Regions from separate parts of the Homo sapiens genome. Here region 2 is linked to region 1. Evidence: read pairs that join two places in POLR2A ChIA-PET (ENCODE). Cell type or tissue: HepG2. All regions are shown on one strand.

What was found. ChIA-PET counts read pairs that join two places held together with the same protein. Peaks named below come from ENCODE experiments on the same cell type or tissue, not always from the same donor. Only the 100,000 strongest peaks of a DNase experiment are listed, where the experiment ranks them.
Region 2: POLR2A ChIA-PET joins it to region 1 with 5 read pairs; 3 of 35 experiments call an interaction of 5 or more read pairs at or near these places.

What each region holds. Positions count from the first base shown.
Region 1 is chr16:69,039,463-69,041,962 of GRCh38, forward strand. TANGO6 (transport and golgi organization 6 homolog) reads left to right here. Exons shown (of 18, transcript NM_024562.2): 17 at 846-959. Among named protein-coding and RNA genes, the nearest start is that of HAS3, 65 kb to the right of the region's middle. In HepG2, no CTCF peak of the experiment used is centred here; DNase peaks (open chromatin) are centred at 279, 859 and 1,269.
Region 2 is chr16:68,941,476-68,943,975 of GRCh38, forward strand. The region is part of intron 14 of TANGO6 (transport and golgi organization 6 homolog); the gene reads left to right. Among named protein-coding and RNA genes, the nearest start is that of TANGO6, 99 kb to the left of the region's middle. In HepG2, no CTCF peak of the experiment used is centred here; no DNase peak of the experiment used is centred here.

The sequences.
Region 1 (2,500 bases):
TCATCTCTACAAAAAATAATCAAATTAGCCAGGCATGGTGGCGCACACCTGTAGTCCTAGCTACTTGGGAGGCTGAGGTGGGAGGGTCACTTGTGCCCAGGAGGTCAAGGCTGCAGTGAGCCCTGATTGCACCACTGCACTCCAGCCTGGGTGACAGAGTGAGACCCTGTCTCAAACAAAACAAAACAAAACAGAAAAAATACGTAAAGTAATTGAGCACAGAAAGTCCTATTCCATATTCAGGAAGTCTCTGAAAGTGACCCCTGCTGACTCACATCCGGTGTACACTACATTTGTAGGACTGGAATATCTGGACATGCTGAAGAAGATCAGTTAGAATATTTCTGTAACTCTTTATTCCCTAGGCTGAAACTTTCATCAATGGTACATTCACATTCATGCCAGGCTGTGAACTCTGAAGTCTCCTTAGCTAAATCCCCATGATCCTCAGTCTCTAGAAGCAGCTATGGTTGGGACCATCTTTTTTCCTTTGATTTGATGTTCTTAAAGGGGGACAATTAACAGTTCTCACTTTTGTGGAAATATTAGCATTTGACCTTACCTTTTACAAAATGCATATAATATACAGTACACATATTCCTTCCCACTCTCTAATCTCGTTCTTGAATTCCAAACTGGATTTTGCCCTCTACCAGAAAAGTCAGACTGCATCAAGATCTCTCCCACTAGATCTCACCCTCTTTGTTGAGGATTAAGCAACTATCCAGCCCTCTCTAAGCCAGATTGCTCTTGATGAATGTGTAGTAAGTGGAACACAGTTGAAAGGTTATAGGTAATTGTGCAACTCTGATTCTTATCAACTTCATCTTCCTTCATCCTCCTAGGTAACAGCTTGCCTGATTGCTGTGGCCAAAACAGATGGTGAAGTTCAAGTACGCAGAGCTGCCATACATGTGGTTGTGCTGCTGCTTCGGGGACTCAGCCAGAAAGCTACTGAGGTCAGTCCGTCTCTCGCCCTTTGCAATTTCTCCACCTCTTTTATTTGTCTATTTCTCAATCTTCCTTTTACCAGGGAAGGCCTCAAACCTCTTTCCTCGATGGATTCATCCAAATGAATCCATCAACAGGGATTTTGTAGCAGGAAAATGACCTTGTTTGTATCTTCGGTGTATGTCTCTATTACCTCAGTAACATATTGGCCAAACTATATACTAAGAAAAACCAGAGCACAAGGTTGTAGATTGAGGCCCTGAATCCTGGCATTGTCCTCATTGTTCCAAGGTGAGCTAGCTAGAACACATTCACCCTGCCTCTGCACCCTGAACTTCAGTGACTTGCCTTTCTGACTCATTTGATTGTTCATGCTGAATTACTAAAGGGCCTCATTGAAGATGTTTCCTTTCTAGCTGAGTTCAATCTATGACATGTTAGGTGCTGCATAAATTAAATTTTCTTCCTCCTTCAAGTGGGTTTGGCTGGATTTCTCCCCAGCGTATGGCCAATACAGGAAGAAAGTATATATTTACATATATATATATATAAAAAACCATATGTGTGCTGAGAATGAGCGACCTCTAAATTAATTTTCGTCTTGATTTTAATGGAAACACATTCCCAGTTGACTTCCTATGGAAAATTTGCATTAATAATTCACCACCCAGTATCCACAATGCTCATCTGTGGCTAACACATCAGTATTTAACCAAGTGTCAGTGAAGCCATTATAAAAGTGACTGTTTTAGGCCAGGCTCGGTGGCTCATGCCTGTAATCCCAGCACTTTAGGAGGCCGAGGCAGGCGGATCACCTGAGGTCAGGAGTTCGAGACCAGCCTGACCAACATGGAGAAACCCCATCTCTACTAAAAATACAAAATTAGCCAGGTGTGGTGGCGCATGCCTGTAATCCCATCTACTCGGGAGGCTGAGACAGGAGAATTGCTTGAACCCGGGAGGCGGAGGTTGCAGTGAGCCGAGATCTTGCCATTACACTCCAGCCTGGGCAACAAGAGTGAAATTCTGTCTCAAAAAAAAAAAAAAAGTGATTGTTTTATCACACACACACATACATGGGCTTTATTCATCCTAGAATGTTACCATATGGAGTTTCTGATGCCATTTTTGTACAGGCAGGGACTCAGTAGTTATCCCATTCCTTTCCTACACAGCCACCTTTTCTCTTTACGTAGTGACTTGCTGTTGTTGCACCTCACTAGCGAGGCCATTGGATTTCCCAGTGCTTTGGGAATAGTGCTTTACCCTCGGCTGCATTTCTCCCCCTTCTCCTCCACCTTGTATAGGTTGAGGTTTGGATTGAATGAACTTATCTGCTATGAGCATGTTCAACTACAAATTAGAAAAACTTCAACTACAATGTCCTAAACAAGTAAGGATTTTTCTCACATCACAAGAAATATGTAAGTAGGTGGTGTCTGTTTAGCAGCTCAGTATCAACAGGACCAACATTTCTATAATCTTTGTGGCCTTTGCCTCATGGCTACAAGATAGCTGCTGCAGCTCTGGCCATTGTGAATGATTTAAA
Region 2 (2,500 bases), 98 kb before region 1:
GCTCATACCTGTAATCCCAGCACTTTGGGAGGACGAGGTGGGTGGATCACTTGAGGACAGGAGTTTGAGACCAGCCTGGCCAATATGGTGAAAACCCCATCTCTACCAAAAAATACAAAAATTAGCCAGGCACAGTGGTGCATTCCTGTAGTCCCAGCTACTTGGGAGGCTGAGGTGGGAGAATCACTTGAACCTGGGAGGTGGAAGCGTCAGTGAGCCAAGATTGCACCACTGCACTACAGCCTGGGTGACAGAGCAAGACTGTCTCTGAGGGAAAAAAAAAGACAACTTAGGTTTGATTTTGGGGAAGTTTCTCAAAGATATTAAAAGGCTGAAAATATTTGATGAAAACAGAATTACAGTTGGGCATAGTGGCATGTGCCTGTAGTTGCAGCCACTTGGGAGGCTGAAGTGGGAGGATTTCTTGAGCCCAGGAGTTTGGGGCCAACCTGGGCAACATAGGAAGACCCCCCATCTCTTAGGGGGAAAAAAAACAGAATTACAGGTTACTGTAAAATTATAGCCATTTATTTAACCAGCGTGATAATCAAAAGACTTTAAAAGTAATGTAGAGCCAGGCACGGTGGCTCACACCTGTAATCCCAGCACTTTGAGAGGCCGAGGCAGGTGGATCACCTGAGGTAAGGATTTCAAGACCAGCCTGGCCAACATGGCGAAACCCCATCTCTACTAAAAATACAAGTTAGCTGGACGTGGTGGCAGGTAATCCCAGCTACTTGGGAAGCTGAGGCAGGAGAATCTCTTGAACCCGGGAGGCAGAGGTTGCATTGAGCCGAGATCATGCCACTGCACTCCAGCCTGGGCGACAAGAGCAAAACTCCATCTCAAAAAAAAAAAAAGTTACATGGATGTTAAAACCTTAATCCTTTTAAAGCTCAGTTTTTTAAAAGTGATCAAAAACATAAGGCAATGCAGAAAATTATCATGGTAAAATGTAAAGTCTTTTTCTTTACCGAAAAGGTAAAGAAAAACCTCTTACAGTGTGATTGTTTTTTCTAAAGGGAATCTCATTTAGATAACATGGAAATCAAACCTGATGAAAAGATTGTTTGAATTTAATCTGACATAGGAAGAATGGGTCTAGGTTATAAGAGTAACAATTTAGATACATCAAGGAAAGTGAGGAATACAGAATCAAATTATATTGGAGGAAAACATTGCTTTTTTAGGCCATTAAGATAAACACTTTCATGTCAGGCCATAATGGCAGAGTTAGAACTGGAGAAAAAGTTCAGGAGCTGATGACAAAGTTGAAGGAGAGAGTTATCATCTCAGGCCTTTTTAAGGGGAGAAAATGCTAAATGCAGTGATGTATGACCTATAAATCACAAGTAGCAAGATACTGCAAAAGTCAAGCCTCTGAAATATGAATCTGAGAAATTTTATTTCATTTATTTAATTTTTAATTTTTTTTTTTTTTTTTGAGACAGGGTCTGACTGTCACCCAGGCTGAAGTGCAGTGGCACAATGTCAGCTCACTGGAACCTCCACCTCCTGGAGTTCAAGCAGTCCTCCCACCTTAGACTCCCGAGTAGCTGGGACTACGGGCATATGCCACCACACCCAGCTAATTTTTGTGTTTTTTGTAGAGACAGGATTGTGCCATGTTGCCCAGACTGGTTTCAAACTCCTGGGCTCAAGCAATCAGCCTGCCTCAGTCTCCCAAAGGGCTGGGATTACAGGTGTGAGCCACTATGCCTGGCCTTATTTATATTTATATTCTTATTTTTATTTTTTATTTCTCTTTTTTTCTTTTTTTTCTTTATTTTATTTTATTATTTTTATTTTTTGAGACAGGGTCTTACCTTGTCACCCAGGCTGGAATGCAGTGGCATGATTAAAGCTCACTGCAACCTGAATCTGAGAATTTTTTTTTTTTTTTTTTGAGACAGAGTCTCGCTCTGTCACCCAGGCTGGAGTGCAGTGGCGCAGTCTTGGCTCCCTGCAAGCTCCGCCTCCTGGGTTCACACCATTCTCCTGCCTCAGCCTCCCGAGTAGCTGGGACTACAGGTGCCTGCCACCACGCACTGGCTAATTTTTTGTGTTTTTTAGTAGAGATGGGGTTTCACCATGTCAGCCAGGATGGTCTCAATCTCCTTACCTCGTGATCTGCCCTCCTTGGCCTCCCAAAGTGCTGGGATTACAGGCGTGAGCCACCGCACCCGGCCAAGATATTTTTTTTTTAACAGTGTCTGTAAAGTATTGTCTTGGTCTCAATTTTTTGCCCTTTAAGATAAGAATCTCCTCATTCCTTTTAGTATGGAAAGGGGGTCTTTTATATGAGAATTTTATTTTTTGCTTTTAAGAAACAGCACGAAGGTCAAAATAATATTTTTTAAAATATCTGCTAGTTTTTACGTGTTTTTTACTTAAATTGTCAGCATGCCAGCCTAGCTGAGGAGTTTTGGAAAAAGAGAGTTAGCTTAGAGCAAGAGAGTAAGAAGGAATTCTAAGAAGGGGAGGGGCAAGCTCCAAAGAG